3 separate regions of the Homo sapiens genome follow, and all the other regions are linked to region 2. The links are chromatin loops, found by intact Hi-C in ENCODE. Cell type or tissue: sigmoid colon. All regions are shown on one strand. Region 1 overlaps RPTOR (regulatory associated protein of MTOR complex 1). Region 2 overlaps RPTOR (regulatory associated protein of MTOR complex 1). Region 3 overlaps RPTOR (regulatory associated protein of MTOR complex 1).

The links. A loop is a pair of places that touch in the nucleus more often than their neighbours do. Peaks named below come from ENCODE experiments on the same cell type or tissue, not always from the same donor. Only the 100,000 strongest peaks of a DNase experiment are listed, where the experiment ranks them.
Region 1: it touches region 2 in a loop (2.6-fold over the local background); 8 of 110 quality-filtered maps call a loop at or near these places.
Region 3: it touches region 2 in a loop (2.0-fold over the local background); 11 of 110 quality-filtered maps call a loop at or near these places.

What each region holds. Positions count from the first base shown.
Region 1 is chr17:80,771,564-80,776,563 of GRCh38, reverse strand. The region is part of intron 6 of RPTOR (regulatory associated protein of MTOR complex 1); the gene reads right to left. Among named protein-coding and RNA genes, the nearest start is that of CHMP6, 220 kb to the left of the region's middle. RefSeq lists an enhancer at 1,347-1,416. In sigmoid colon, no CTCF peak of the experiment used is centred here; DNase peaks (open chromatin) are centred at 1,763, 2,333, 2,823 and 3,233; H3K27ac peaks cover 434 bases.
Region 2 is chr17:80,857,468-80,862,467 of GRCh38, reverse strand. It overlaps RPTOR (regulatory associated protein of MTOR complex 1), which reads right to left. Exons shown (of 34, transcript NM_020761.3): 13 at 4,568-4,678. Among named protein-coding and RNA genes, the nearest start is that of CHMP6, 130 kb to the left of the region's middle. RefSeq lists enhancers at 4,002-4,931, 4,932-5,000. In sigmoid colon, a CTCF peak has its summit at 465; DNase peaks (open chromatin) are centred at 477, 2,937 and 3,297; H3K27ac peaks cover 524 bases.
Region 3 is chr17:80,786,964-80,791,963 of GRCh38, reverse strand. It overlaps RPTOR (regulatory associated protein of MTOR complex 1), which reads right to left. Exons shown (of 34, transcript NM_020761.3): 7 at 455-514. Among named protein-coding and RNA genes, the nearest start is that of CHMP6, 200 kb to the left of the region's middle. RefSeq lists a silencer at 1,629-1,708. In sigmoid colon, no CTCF peak of the experiment used is centred here; a DNase peak (open chromatin) is centred at 2,283; H3K27ac peaks cover 2,477 bases.

The DNA of each region.
Region 1 (5,000 bases), 86 kb after region 2:
TCACAAGGTCAGGAGTTCAAGACCAGCCCGGCCAGCATGGTGAAACCCCATCTCTACTAAAAATACAAAAATTAGTATTGGGCATTGTGGTGCACACCTATAGTCCCAGCTACTTGGGAGTCTGAGGCAGGAGAATCGCTTGAATCCAGGAGGCAGAACTTGCAGTGAGCCGAGATCACGCCACTGCACTCCAGCCTGGGAAGACAGAGTGAGACTCCATCTCAAAAAAAAAAAAAAAAAAAGGAAGTTTGGCAAAAGATATCAAGAGCTATATACTTTGACCTACTGATCTTATTCCCAGAAACATATTCTAAGAAATAGTCCAAAATAAGAAAATATTATTATTTTTTTCTTTTAAGAGACAGGATCTTACTCTATGCTATGTTGCCCAGGCTAGAGTACAGTGGCACAATCATAGCTCATCATAACTTTAAACTGTTGGGCTCAAGTGACCCTCCCATCTCAGCTTTCCACGTAGCTGAGACTACAGCTGCATGCTACCATGGACAGCTAAGGAAGGTTCTATGTACCGCAAAGATGAACAGGAAAAAACTCCTTGCAAGCACTATAATTTTATGAGAGGGAAATGATTAAGTAATACTGTCTATAAATGTGATGGAATACTAAATTTGAAAATATCAATAGCAATATAAAATCAGTGATCTTCAAATTAAAAACAATACAAAATATATTTAATTCCAAGTAAGTAAAATTATGTGCATATATGGACAAATGTATGAAGAATATGGAATAGCAAAAACAGTGGATTCTGGGTAATTTTTCTTTCATTTCTTCCTTTTCATTGTTTACTGTTATAATATTATTTGTGCAATAAATTAAAAGATAGCAAAGGCTCCCTCTGGGGTTCTTACAATGATGGCTATTTCTGGGTCATGTGGTTTGACAGCCAAACGTGGGGGCTGTCTGTTTTTCATCCTGTGCCCAACAATGCTGCACCTTTGATGGGTTAGGCATAAGCCAGTATTTCTGAGCTAAAAAGAAATTTGATCATCAGTGGGAAACCAGGGCTGGCTCTGCCTCCTTGCTTCTGCTGCACTTTAGTATTTTCAACATTCTCAGCTACCCCCTGAAGCATCTGAGAAGAAGAAAACAACTCAAGAAGCCTAAACTCAAAGTAAAGAAAAGAGAAGACTGGCTGGGTATGGGGCTGACACCTGCAGTCTCAGTACTTTGGAAAGCTGAGGCGAGAGGATCGCTTGAGGCCAGGAGTTTGAGACTATCCTGGGCAACATAACAAGACCGCTACCTGTTCAAAAGAGAAAGAAAGAAGACTAAGAACAAGTCAAAGGGGAAAGTCTCAGGAAGAAAGGAGAAAAACAGCACAGAGAAAATGGCTGAAAACAAGAAGGAAGTGGGAGTAAAAGCCCTGCAGAAAAGGCTTTCCCATCTTCTCCACTGCAGGAAACAGGTGTTCCACCTTTGGGTTGAAGCAGCGGCTGGAAGCCTGGCCCCGGGCCAGGCTTGTGGGGCGGCTGAGGGGCCAGACTTACACCATGAAGATGCAGACAGCAAGACAGTGGAGGACGGACAGACACAGGCCCAGGAGCCCGAGGGAGGAAGGTGCAGAGACTCTGCCAGAGCACGACTACGCACAGGCGGGGCCCGTGGAGGAAAGCTGCATATAAGCAAGCAGCTTAATTACTTGAAAACCTTCCACGGCAGAGGGGCAGAGAAAGGGAATGATGAATGACTTGAGGACAGACACTGTGTCCGCAGCCTCCTTGATTTCTCTGTGGCATCTTACGGTCCCCTGCACACAGCGAGTCCTCAGGAAACACTGCGGGATGTGGCGCCGCAAATGCTACTTTGCACAGCTTCCCAGGGGCCGCCCCCATTACTGTCCCTGCCGAAAGCTCTGTAAAGTCCCCAACGGGAAGCTGGTTCTCGTGTAAAGTACGGCACGGCATCAAGTAAAGTGATAACATGTAATAACTTCAGCTCACGTTGGTGAAGGCAGGCAGCATGGAATAGTGAAAATAATACGGGATTTGGGATCAGAAGATCCGGGCTCCTGTTTGGCTCTGCCATAAATGAAGCTGTCCACCCCAGACGGCCGCACGCGGAGCATCTGGTACCTCATCAGTAACACAGTGATGTTTTATGCACTACGTCTGCTTTGACAAGTCCTGGGTTATTAGTAAGAGCAAATGTGACACCATAAGGGAGAATACTCTGTGGATTGTGAAATATGATACAATTCATACTCAACAGCTTACATGACATTGCGGCTTCCACTTCCAAAGCACTCTCCCGTGCAGCTCCCGCGCCGTCTGTGTCACACCGGAGCGTGAGCATCATCATCACACGGGCGCTGTCGAGAACCGAGAACTCAAGGCGGGTGGAGACGGGACCAGCTTGACATCCAGACTCCCAGAGTCCCCGCTTTCTCAGGATGTCACAGCGCCCTCGAGTCACACCAACAGGAGAGGAGCCTTTTAAAAACTTGAGGTGTTTCTAGTGAACACAATGATCAGTGCTTCTTTCAACGAAGAAATAGAAAAACAGGGAGTGATGGTTTACATTAAAGCCTGACTCAGCCTCGTCCTTTCTGACAGCCCGAGAAGAGGGCCTTTGTCAGGATTCAGCACCATAGCCCCCAGGGCAGGCCGCATAGCCCTGCGTGTCCACCGGGAGCTGTCTGGAGGGAATCAGAAGCGGTCGACGTCTGAGGGAGCTCTGATGCACAACAGAACACACTGAACACACCCAGGCACCAAGCGTTCCTCTTCCAGAAAGAACAGTTTGCTGGCAGCGCCACAGTGACTACACGTCCCCAGCAAGGCTACCCATCAGTCCCACCAGCCTGCCCAAGCGCCTGCCTGGAGGAGGGCCTGGTGCCAGAGGAAGCAAATCCAAATAACATCTAGGAGCCAGCCAGCTCAGAACAAGGCTGCGGGGCTGCCTTGTAAACAAACAGACCAGCCAGCCACTGGTTAACGGTTCCAACCAAGTCCTCGGTGTAAAAAATGCCCCCAGTGGCCTGCCTTGGAGCAAAGCACAGGCACAAATCAAAATAAAGGAAGGGCCTTTCCAACAAACTTTAAGTCCAACAATTGGCAAGGGAGTGAGAAAGAAGAAGAAAAACTGACCTATAAAAAGCAGAGACATTTTAAACGACTGTCTTCCCAGGCACCCCTAGAATATACTGCTTCAACAACCAACGTGGATATTAAAACCCACTGCCAGAGGCGCTATTTACCAGAGTGTGATGTAGCTGCAACTGCAGAGTCTCTGTGCGAACAGAGAAGTCCCCACTAGCTGTGTCTCTACCACAGTCCCTCGGGGCTTTGGTGACAAACTGCAGGTGAAGGGACAACATCCAGGGACATCAACAGCGCCTGCCCACCTGTCCCAAGAGTGGTGGTGCCGCTCCCGGGCAGCCCTGTGTCACTGGCTCAGCCAAACACACTGCTTTCTCCAGTGGGAGAGACCCAGGAACAACTCTGTGCCTCCCAATAGCCCAGTGCCAGCGCATGCCACCTGCAGACACACGGCTCTTTGAGAAAATCTCATTTTAAAAGCCCTGCATGCATGAAGCCACTTAAGTGGTGAGAAGGAGGAGGCAGAAGGTAATGAAGAGAAGAGCGCTCAGGTCAGAAAACCCCGGTTCAAATCGTAGCCCTGGCTCTGCCCCTGTACAGCCCCAGGCGAGTTCACACCTTGATGTCCGGCTGCCACCACTTACCTTTCACTTACACGATGAGGATAATGGAACTATAAAACAGGAATTACTGAGATTAAAAGAAACAAAAAGTCTTAATATGTACCTGGTACATAATGAAAATTAAATACACATTAGTCTGTTCCTTAAGAAGATTTTTGCTTACAAACTCAATAATGACCTCACAGTGCTAGAGCTGGTGCTTTAGTGAATGAAACAAGGTCCAAGCCATTGGATGAGCCGTGTGGCTGGTGAAGCTGCCGCAGGAGAATGGGGGCAGCTGCCCCTCATCAGGGAGGCACTGAAGACCAGACAAGGGCGGGGAGGGTAGGGGTGGGGGACCAGGCATGTGGGGGGGAGGGGAAGGGGAACAGGGCATGTGGAGGGAGAGGAAGGGGGTCCAGGCATGTGGAGGGAGAGGAAGGGGGTCCAGGCATGTGGGGGGAGAGACAGGGGGAACCAGTCATGTTGGGGACAGCACTGGTGGTCCCTGCTGGACTGGGGTCAACCCAGCACCATTTGGGTCAAGTGACAGGGAGGTCTAAGGGCTGCCCAAAACATCGAGGTCTTCTGAAAAATTGCTAGTATTGAGTTTTTGGATGTGATATTAAGGAAGACAATCCAAGACAAAGATGTACATTTATTTTTTAAAAGCAGCCAAACAGTGGCAGATTAAGGCAGGTGAACAGATTTCGACTCTGGCCTGTGTGGTCCAGGCACTCATTCACTACCCTGATACCCGAGGTGCCTCCTCACCTCTATGTGCAGAAATTAGTGTCAGGCCTGTAATCCCAGCACTTTGGGAGGCTGCAGTTGGAGGACTGCTTGAGGCCAGAAGTTAAAGACCAGCCTGGCCAATATAACAAGACCCCATTTCTACAAAAAATGTGAAAAATTAGCCAGGCATGGTGGTGTGCACCTATAGACCCAGTTACCAGGGAGGCTGAGGTGGGAGGATCACTTGAGCCTAGGAGGTCGAGGCTGCAGTGAGCTGTGACTGCCTCGCTACGCACCAGCTGGGGTGCCCGAGCGAGAAGACGGGCACGTCAGATCCAGCAGCAACAGCTTCCCCCATATCGGGGGCGAGGCCTGGAGCTGGGCATGGCGGTGGCTGGCTGAGGGACACGAGGGTTCAGAAATCCTGGGAGATGCCAGCTGGCCTCCACCCACCCCCACCCCACCCAAGTCTGAATGGAGGCAGCAGGGTTTCCTGTGTCATTCCTAAGGCCTCTCAGGTGATACCTTCCTTCCATTACACAGAAAAACAAGAAACACAAACAACCAGGGTAAACACCTGGGGCTGGGAAGGAGAGGGGGC
Region 2 (5,000 bases):
GGAGATCCGGAGGACCGCCAGCAACATCCATGGCCAGACGTGGGGAGGGGAAGGGAGTAGAGGAATGACCCCTCAAAAACACAGGGAACTTTCATCTCTGGGAAGTTATCGCCAGGGTAACGATGGAAGGAAGGGCGAGGCAGGTGAGGTAGACGAGGCTCAGTTTCTACCGGAAACACTTCAAAATGCCCCTCAGTGGAATGATTGCTTTTAAACATGCAGGTGCAACAAGCTGGTTAAGAAATTAATTCACAGGAAGGCCTGTGATGCCTGCAGGCAGTTACAAGAACACTGCAGGCAAGGGCATGCCCAGCTGGCTGTGGGAACAGCTCCCCAAGCAGTACTGAGCAGATGACCCCTTCAGCAGCATGAATAATAAACCCGAGGCCCTGGTATCTGCCTGGAGCAGGGTGTAAAACGAAGGCACGCTGCAGCCTCCGTGCTCATGGCCACGTTCTGCCATTTGGGGCACTCGAGAGCAACAGGCCCTGGGAGATCCACGGGACCAAGAGCCAGTTTTAAACAAGACGCCCTGCACTGCAATACCATGATGGGCTGTGGATGCAGTGAGAATGTCACGAGGAAGGTACGAGGAAGGCTGTCCCCTTTCACCAAGAGCCACCCCTGAGACTAAAAATAAAGACATCATCAATTTCCAGGTCCTAAAAGGTACTAAAAACACGAAGTCTGAGAATCAAAGTTGGCTTAGACACGTTCCTGCAGCACTGGCGGTGCTGGGGAGCAGGCTCAGGCGGCCGTAATCCCAGACCTCTGCATGCAGATGGCATCTCTTCCTCCCTTCACCCTGGGCTTTGTGTCATGTGAGGGTCACCGTTTTGTGCATCCCAGAGCCCCTACACATGGTCCTTCATCCGTGGCCAGGTGCCAAGATATTTCTAAGTGTGTCCATGTAGATGACGAAGATATGGGTGTAGGACAGAAACCACGTTTCAAAATGACTTCCTGCCAAACACCCTTTGTTTACATAATGTGGCTCTTCAGTGAATTTGAAGAAGAGTAAAATAGAAATGACCCACACCTCTCGCGTCCTGATCCACAAAGCCAAGCTTTCTGTTTAGCAAGAAAAGGTTTTAGTGTAACAGGGACAGGCAGGAGAGATGTGAGATTTACGTGGTGCCCCTTCCTGGTCCTGTTCCTGTTCCTCTATAATTTACACAGCAGTTTTCCACGTCCTGGTTCTGAGCTCTGGAACTGTGGCTGAAGGCAGACGGCCGAAGGCTCATGATTTTACAGAGGCAAATCATGGCCAAGGGAAGTGAAAATGACTTGTAAGAGCAAATGCGGTGATGGGATCAAACTCAGGGTTTTAACCTTAAATCCAGTGCTTTAGCCAATCTTTCAAAGCAGTCATTCTTTATCTGTAGTTTAATGGGTAGCAGGGAAAATATTTTGCTGAAATATATGGTATTCAGGTCACCATTATGGAGCGTTCTCTGGTCACAGCCAGGTGCAGAGCACTGGGCCCAGGAGGGTTCAAGGTTGAACTGAGGTCAAGGTCAACCTCAGCTGTGCTGAGAGGAAGAGCAGCAGCTCCCCGCATCCAGCTCAGGAAATCAGGAGCAGCTGGGAGAGATGGCAAGCACGGTAGCCGACCCGTGCCAGCAGAGCCATGGTCAGTGCCCCAGGCCCAGAAAAAGAGTGAGAGATCCCAGAACCGGAAGAGGGGCTGGAAGCTGCTTCTGCTTGGAGAGAGCATATACATAAAATCCTAGGGAATCTACAAGAACCAGTGAACTAGCAGAAAATCCCAGGGAATCTACAAGAATCAGCGGAACCAGCGAGAGGTCAACTGGTGCTGGGTACGACTGACGCCTGCCTCCAAGGTGGAAGCCCTCACCGTCCGCTTCGGCAGCAGCCTCCCCACTGCCCCCTGACTTCAGCTGTGACACCAAAGTAGTACGTGAGGACTTGGGGTGTGGGGAGGCTATGGTCAGGGCTGGGTGCAGGGAGCAGAAGGGCTGAGCAGGGGCCCAGGGGTCCGTGGGCAGCACAGTTGGGGACCTGATGGCCTGGGCTGGACTTGAATCAGCAGCGGCTGTGGGTGGGAGACACAGCAGTGGCTTTGTGTGGGGTGTGCAGGGCTGACGGGTGAGAGCGCACAGTGCGGGGTACGAGCCTGTGGCTCGGGGTGCCTGCCAGTGCCTGGACAACAGGGTCAGTGAATTTGGCTGAACAAAGCCCAACAGGGCAGCTTCAGCGAGCACAGCAGGTCCTGGTGGCCAGTGCGACATGGCTGACAGGGCTAAGGATGAGGCTGGGTCTCAGTGCCAGTGACTGGACGGAGGAGCTGACAGAATGTGGCCTGGGGAGCGCCGGGCAGCAGGCAGGAGCCCCGGGGGCTTAAGCTCCGTCCACTCTCCCCTCACCTGCCACACAGAAAAGGAAAGGGTGGTCTTCCCCGGCTCCAAGCCATGGCCTCTCCAAGGTGTTCTTGGCACTCTCCTGTACTTGCTCTGTGACTTTGCTAGACCTTCCATTTCCCTGTGTGGGCAAGGAGCTCCAGACCCGGCGCAGGGGCCCAGTGGGGTGCCGGCCCCTCGCATGGCAGCTATGTGGCCCCTGCTCCCTCCTGTGGGCGGCGCCTCACCAGTAAATAGGCTGCAAATTCAAGCTAACTTCACAGGGGACTTAGGAATTAAGAGACTTTGCATATGAAAGCCGCCTGACAGGGCGCCACACACACATGCACGCACAAGCGCCCACATACATGACCACCCCCGCACACACGTGCACACAGCAGCTGGCCGAAGTCCGGGGGGAACGTGGACCTGCTCCTACAGGCCTTCTAATGAGTTGCTGGGGCTGGTTTGCTTCAAAACCAAGCAGGGAGCAAAGCCAGCCTTGCCCTGATGCCGGCTCCTCCGTCCCGCTCTCCTCACCCGTGGCGGCACCCCCAGAGCAAGACTGACTTGGCTTCTTCCCGGGGCTCCCTGCCAACCTGGCTCCGAGCCCAGCTCTGTATCACACACGTGTGCCCCTCCGCACACGGACAGCTAAAGGCAAAGGCATCTCTGGGAAATCTTTGTCCCCAACAACCCTGCAGAGGGCAACATATCCCCCAACTCCATTCTCAGCACACACCCTTTGTTCTAGAATCTTCACGTTCTATAAATGAGCCCTTCCCAGACCCTTTGCACCACTCTGTACAGCTCTCCTCTCCACTGTGTCACACGAGGAGCTTTCGAGAGTTCTCCCGCAGCTGAGCCTTCCACATTTTCCTTCGAGGGTCTCGCCTGCCATCACCACTGGGTAGACGAGGTCCCCAGTCTTGGCATCGGGCCAGCCCTGCTCCTAGGCCGCACAGGGCTCCTGACCAGTTGTCTCTGGAAGGCTCCCCGAGCCCCAGCCGGCCACACAGGCTTCAGCCCGAGTCGCCTCTCCCAACCCAGGCTTGGTGCCGCCCTCCCAGCCCTGCAGCCCGACCTCCTCTGCCCACCCTCCTGGAGGAAAATGCTCTCCACCCCGTGTTTCCCTACAATCCACTTGACACCGAGGCCAGGCAATGTTTATAAACCACAGCTTCATTCTTTGATGTCTTTGTTCCAAAATCTGTAATAATCCCCATGCCTGCTAAATGAAGTTCAACTGTGTCTACCGGGAACCGTGCACCGTCTGCGTGGATGGGGCCTCCCTGCGTGTCCCCGCACACAGCCACAGGGAGTGGCCTGCCCTCCTCTAAATGTCTTCCCAGCCCTCCCTGCCACCTCCATGTTTGGACCCCCGCCCGACATCCACCCCCTCAAGGCCCTTCCTGGCGTTTCCAGTTCAGCATAGGCCGGGTCTCGCCCACACGACTTCTCAGCCCCACTCCTCTGACCCATCTCGCTGGTAGCTCCTGCAGGAGGTGACCCTGCCTCACAACAGGGCTGGTGTCACCTGCAACCCCTGCCAGCACCCAAGCATAAGCCGCTGGGGACAGGGACAGCTGACCTTGTGTCTCTCTTAACATAGCTAAATATGGGTCCCTGGCCTAGATGATTGAGGGGCGAACACATGGCTGCAGGGCCAGGGCTGATGCCCGTCAGAGAGGACAGAGCTGGACAGCCCCGTGTAAGGGGGTGGCCCCTAACACCTCGGGGCCTGGCCCAGACCACCTGTGCAGGGTTGAGGAGGGGGAGAAATGCAATGGTGGGCACAGGAGAGCCAATGCGGGGTCTGGGCGAGGCAGAGGCCAAGTTTATGCCATGGCGGGGTTGCTTCCAGTCAGGGTCAGGAGCACGGGGACAGCCTTACGGGGGTCAGACACAGGCAGGGGGACTGAGTGCAGGGCACCAGGGGAAGGCCAGGGACAGGACGGTGTGGGGGGACTGAGCGCAGGGTACCAGGGGAAGGCCAGGGACAGGACAGGTAGGTGACAGCCCCCACGACCCAGAGGTGGCTGCCGAGGCGGGCGCGTCCCACTTTACCCCAGAAGAGAGGAAGGGAACGGCGGTGCCTGGAGAGGGAGCGAGGCTGGAGAAAGGGCAGGCTGGAAACGCAGGGCTCGGCATCCCCAGAAGGGCCGGCAGGTTCACATCACTCTGGGGAGGAGGGCGGGGATACTCACGCTGTCCACTGCGAGGATCTTGGCCCAGATGAAAACGAGAAGTGGCCGCAGCTCTCGGGCCGAGCTCTGGAGCAGCTTCAGCACGTAGGGGAAGATGCCGACAGACAAGGCCTGGGGGCGAGGGAGGGCGTCAGCGCACCTGTGCCGCAGCAAGGGAACGGGCAGCAGCAGGGGTGCCACGCGGGACCAGCTGCGGTGCTATCTTCAGCACATATGGGAAACGCAACAGGAATGAATGGGCCTCACTTAAAGTAAAGAGGGGCTTCCTCCAGATTTATTCATCTCTGATTTATTCCTAGAAGCTGCCACATACTGCCAGCCTTGACTGGTGTCAAGAGACTGGAATGAATCGGGTGGCAGCTTTTCCTTGTGGAGGCGCAGGCTGCTTGCGCCTGGGGCCCTTGCCTGCCCTCAGTGGCCTCGTCTGCTCTTG
Region 3 (5,000 bases), 71 kb after region 2:
CTGAAATCAGTTTGCCCTGAGATAGTAAAATGGAAACTGGATGGCGACAGGGGGGGAGGGGATGGAAAGTTACAGAATATTAAAGGGACAGTTTCAGAAAATAAGGTAAGAGCTAGCTATGATCTAGCTATCATTTCAGTGGCAGCAGAAATGATTTGTATGCGAAGTGGTATGTTCTTGCTTTGGCTTAAAGTCTGGAGACTTTTTAAATGTTCAAAGGAATTCAGCTTTTTATTATTTTTCTTTTCATATGGCCCATGTTTGGTTATCTCCTGCACTAAGCCCCAGTGTGACAATCACAAACACAGCCTTAATCAGAGAACAAAAGAACACAGCCACATGAAAGGGAACATGCCATGTTGATAGAAAGTACTTCTGAGAAGCAAGAGCCTTCAAAAAGGAAAAGAAACTCATCAGATCCAGAGAGCCACAAGAGCTTAAAAATCCTACTTACTTTTCTATCAAATCCAGTGTGACGCCAGGCACCAGACTGACACATTTCTGCATGCAAAACCTGCAGAGAAAGAAAAGAATGTGAACGGCATGAATGGAACAGTCACCCAGGAAATTCAACAGGCCTGCAGAAAAAGGGAAGAGTTAAAGGTGGGGACAGGGACTACCACGGTGAACAAGTACACTCAGATTTCCTTAATTCGGCAGCTTTTAGATTTGTAAAGAAAATCTCATTGCCATTCTGTCAAGGCGTGAGACTACAGAGCTGCCACAGTGAGTTGTCAGGAGAAAGGAGAGAAGCCGTTTGCAGCCACATGAAGCCCGGTCCCTGGAGAGGAGCGCCGAGATGCTTAATAAAGCTCAGTCTCCAAACGAGATGCTGGAGTGGACTGGACCTGCCACTTCTTTCCTTCTTAAGGAAGTGAGCTGGGGAGACTGCTGGAGTAGAATAAATGAGTAGCCTCAAGACACACAAAAGAAATGCAAATTCAATTATATCATGTTCATAATCATAAAATCCTACAGGTCAGAGCTGGGTTCATGTCTGACGCAGGTCCATCCTTAGGAGCGCGTGTGGAGCCGGACAGGCTTTCTCTAACGTGGCGCCAACAGGAGGTAGGAAAGCATCTCTCCTCCCATCCGGGCTACTGGCATACAGTGGGCAGAATCGAGGCAGCAGAGTAAAAAGGCAATGCAGTATTTTTAGTAGGAGAAATGCAAAATGTTTAATTCACCTACTTTTAAAATTAAGAACAAATAACACCCCTTAAAAACATAATGGCAGGTGCAGAGCAAGTATGCACATCTCCAAAACACACTCGCGGACTGTTGGCTGGAAGTGAGTGATGGCAGAAGTGTTGGCTGGAAGTGAGTGATGGAGAAGGACAGTGGCCCAGGGGAGGGTGCAGTGCAAGGGTCAGGCACGTTCGGGGGAGACGTGGCAGTGACTCCTCTATGGGGGATGGTGGACCCAGGAGGGTACCCATAGCAGTGGGATAGGAAATGGGAGAAAAAGACACAGAGGAACTGAGAGATCCAGAACCAGGAAGACAACGAGCCAGAGGTGTGAAGACAGTCTCACTTTTGCAGCCCTGCAGGGCGAGGGGAGGCTGAGCTGGTCATCCTGGACCCCATGCATGGCTGCCAGCCACACTCACTCTCTCAAGAAGTGATACCTGGCTCAGCCAGCAGAGAGGAAGTTATATTCTTGGTTGTGGCTGCAGTAGTCAGTGTTTTATCGTTCAAAGAGCTGAGAAAATAAAAGTGAGGCCCACGTTTGCCTGAAGCTACAGAGCAGCCCTTTCCCACGGCATCAAGTGCCCCGTGTGGCCCCAGTGCTTCCCCGAGCCAGTCAGTGCCACTCTGAGTGGTCTCCTCTGCTGGCTTCACTTGCAGATGCTCTCCTCAGCCATGCCCAGACACCTCTGCACCAGCACAGACACATGCAGCTCCTACGGTGGTCCCAGGCAAACCAGAATTTCTCTGTGGATAAAAATGATCTACAGGAAATGCATTTTCAAATCTGAGTCCTATGCGAACCATGCTACTTTGTCTTTTTATCCATAATGTACTTACTGATTGGGATTTCTAGAGTCCAGTAATGACAGAATCACTTATATCAGACTCATCCTTTTGCCAATAATGATAAGCTCTGGACAAAATATTAAAAAGCCATTTGAAAATTCTGAACAACAAACAAATGCAGGCAGGAAGGCAGGAAATGGAAGGGCCGTGACCCTTAGAAAATGAGAGTAACTCTGCATGAATCACTTTCATCTGGCTTTTCCCAAGGGTGCTCCTCACTCACAAGTCATGTGGGGGTTAGCATGCGACTGAAAGGCAGCAGCCTTACTGGGTTGAGACCATGCTCAAGGCTGCCTGGATATTGCAGGCAAAAGCCCTAGGAAGAAGGGAGCCAAAACCCTCATGTAAACCTTCCCCGAGTCGGAGGCTGGCTCCTGAAGGGCACGCACACAGGATAATATTCCCAGGATCCCCGTGGAGGACAGCAGGAAGGTTGAAAACGCAGAGTAGAGATTTTGACATCTGCTTGCCACTGTGAAGACAGAGAAGATCAGGTCCTGCCAAACTACAGGGCTTGATCACATCTGAGGACATGGACACCCCAGAGGGATTATGAACCACACCTTAGAACTAAGATCAAAGCCAAAAGAGCCTAGTCCTATAACGAAGCCTCTACAAGATCAGTGTAATTGCCCAAAAGAAAATAACAGAATCTAGAATGTCTACAATGCCTCATCCACAACAGATAGTATACTATCTAAAATCAAGAGAAAAAAGTCAATAAAAACAGATTCATAGTTGGCCAGATATTGGAATTAGTACACAGAGACTTACACATTATAAAAATAATTATTGGCTGGGAGATAAGCATATTATAAATTCAGTGAAAATATAATGTTCCCTTAAATAAAAAATTAAAATGGGAATATCATGCAACTTTATTATAGCATGGCTATATGAATAAGCGTAGCATGGATATATCAGTCACTGATAGTATGCAAACTTCATTTTAGCCAAAAATGTAAATTCTCTTTATACCAGAATTGCTAACAACTGGTTTCACATTTTATACGATTTCTTTCATTCACCTACATCAGAGTGTTGCTGAGCAATGAAAGGTCAAAGAGTGGGCAAAGGCAGAGGTAATAAAAATGGCTCAAAAAACCCACAAAGCTGAATATAATGATAATATAACACAGCTGTTGCTTATTTAGTGCTTATTATTTGGCGACCATTGTTCTGTCTTTTATACTGATTTTTTTAATCGTCACATTCTGTGAGGTCTTATGATATACAGAGGAAGAACATCATAAATTAGGTACATCATAGTGAAGATCAAGAATATTAAAAAGACAATGAAAATACATACAAAGCTTCCAGAAACAAAGAGTAGATCACATTCAAAGAAACAAGAACCAGATTAACACAGGATGCAGGAAGACAGTGGAGCGGTGTTTTTATTTTTATCAGATTAACACAGGATGCAGGAAGACAATGAAGTGGTGTTTTTATTTTTATTTATTTATTTTATTTATTTTTGAGACAGAGTCTCACTCTGTCACCCAGGCTGGAGTGCAGTGGTGTGATTTTGGCTCACGGCAACCTCTGCCTCCTGGGTTCAAGTGATTCTCCTGCCTCAGCCTCCCGCCACCATGCCCGGCTAATTTTATATTTTTAGTAAATGTGGGGTTTTGCCATGTTGGTCAGGCTGGTCTCGAACTCCTGAACTCAGGTGATCCACCCACCTCAGCCTCCCAAAGTGCTGGGATTACAGGTGTAAGCCACCACCCCCAGCTGGTGTTTTTAATTTACTGAAGAAAAGGAAGCTAAAACCTAGAATTTTGTATCCAGCCAAACTGTCATTCAAATGTGTGAGCATGACAAAAATACTCTCAGAGGCACATATGGCCTCAGAAGACTTGTCACAAAAAGACTCATGAGGAAGACACTTTCAGATGACAAGCTAAAGTTAGAGGGGAGAAAACTCCAAGAGACGCTGAAGGGGATCTATGAAGTAATGATGACACACAAACTTGTTAACATTTGTAGTCGTCCTAAAATGAAAAGCAAAAAGGTGGGGGCAATATCCATCATAACCAGGATTGAAAACCTAGATATAAATCCACAAGAGCATTAAAAATCCAATAGAAAAATGGATGAACAGACATCTCAAAGATGAGGACATAACTATGGCCACTGAACGTGAGGAAATGTTCAACATCATGCGATATGAGAGAAACGCAAATCCAGGCTACACGAGATATCATTCTAAACCTACTCAGCAAAAATGTACAAGAATGGCAATGCCAAGAACTAGAAAGGATGTGGATCATAGGCTGTCTCCATCACCACTGTAGGAGTGTAAAATGGCACAACCACTGGGAAAGCACCTTACCATGATCCCTTAAAACTGAATGTTCCTATACACTATGATCCGGCAACTCTGCTTTTCAATATATAAGAAATTCTTGCATGTGTTCAAAAGAACACACAGAAAAGAATGTTCAAAGTATCTCTGTTGGTAATAGCAAAAATAAAATACAATACACCAAAGCAAAGCAAAACAAACAAATAAAGGAAGAAGCTGAAAAAGCTCAAGTGTCCATTAAGGAGTAGCAGGTGCACACAGTGTGGCATATTCGCAGAGTTAGACGGGGGTACTCTAGCTAAACACACATCAATATGGAGGAACATGAGCAACACAATGCTAAGTGGGAAATGTCCACATTCCAACCAAAAGTATTTTTTTAAAAGAGTCCTCAAAATCACATTCAGCACTAAAGCCTTTAATAAATTTAAAATCTGAAAGAAAAGTAATGGTCTTAATGAATACACACAGATGCATAGTAGCAATGTAGAAAGGGCATGGAAGGGATGATGAGCCCGGCACTCAGGGCGGTGGTCACAGGGCGGGGGCGGCAGGTGCGTGTGCATCAAGGGCGCCCTGCGTGGTGGGCGCAGGTCATCATCAAGGGCTGGGTTTTGGTTGGGTGGTGGTTTGAGGAAACCCATTATGCTATAAA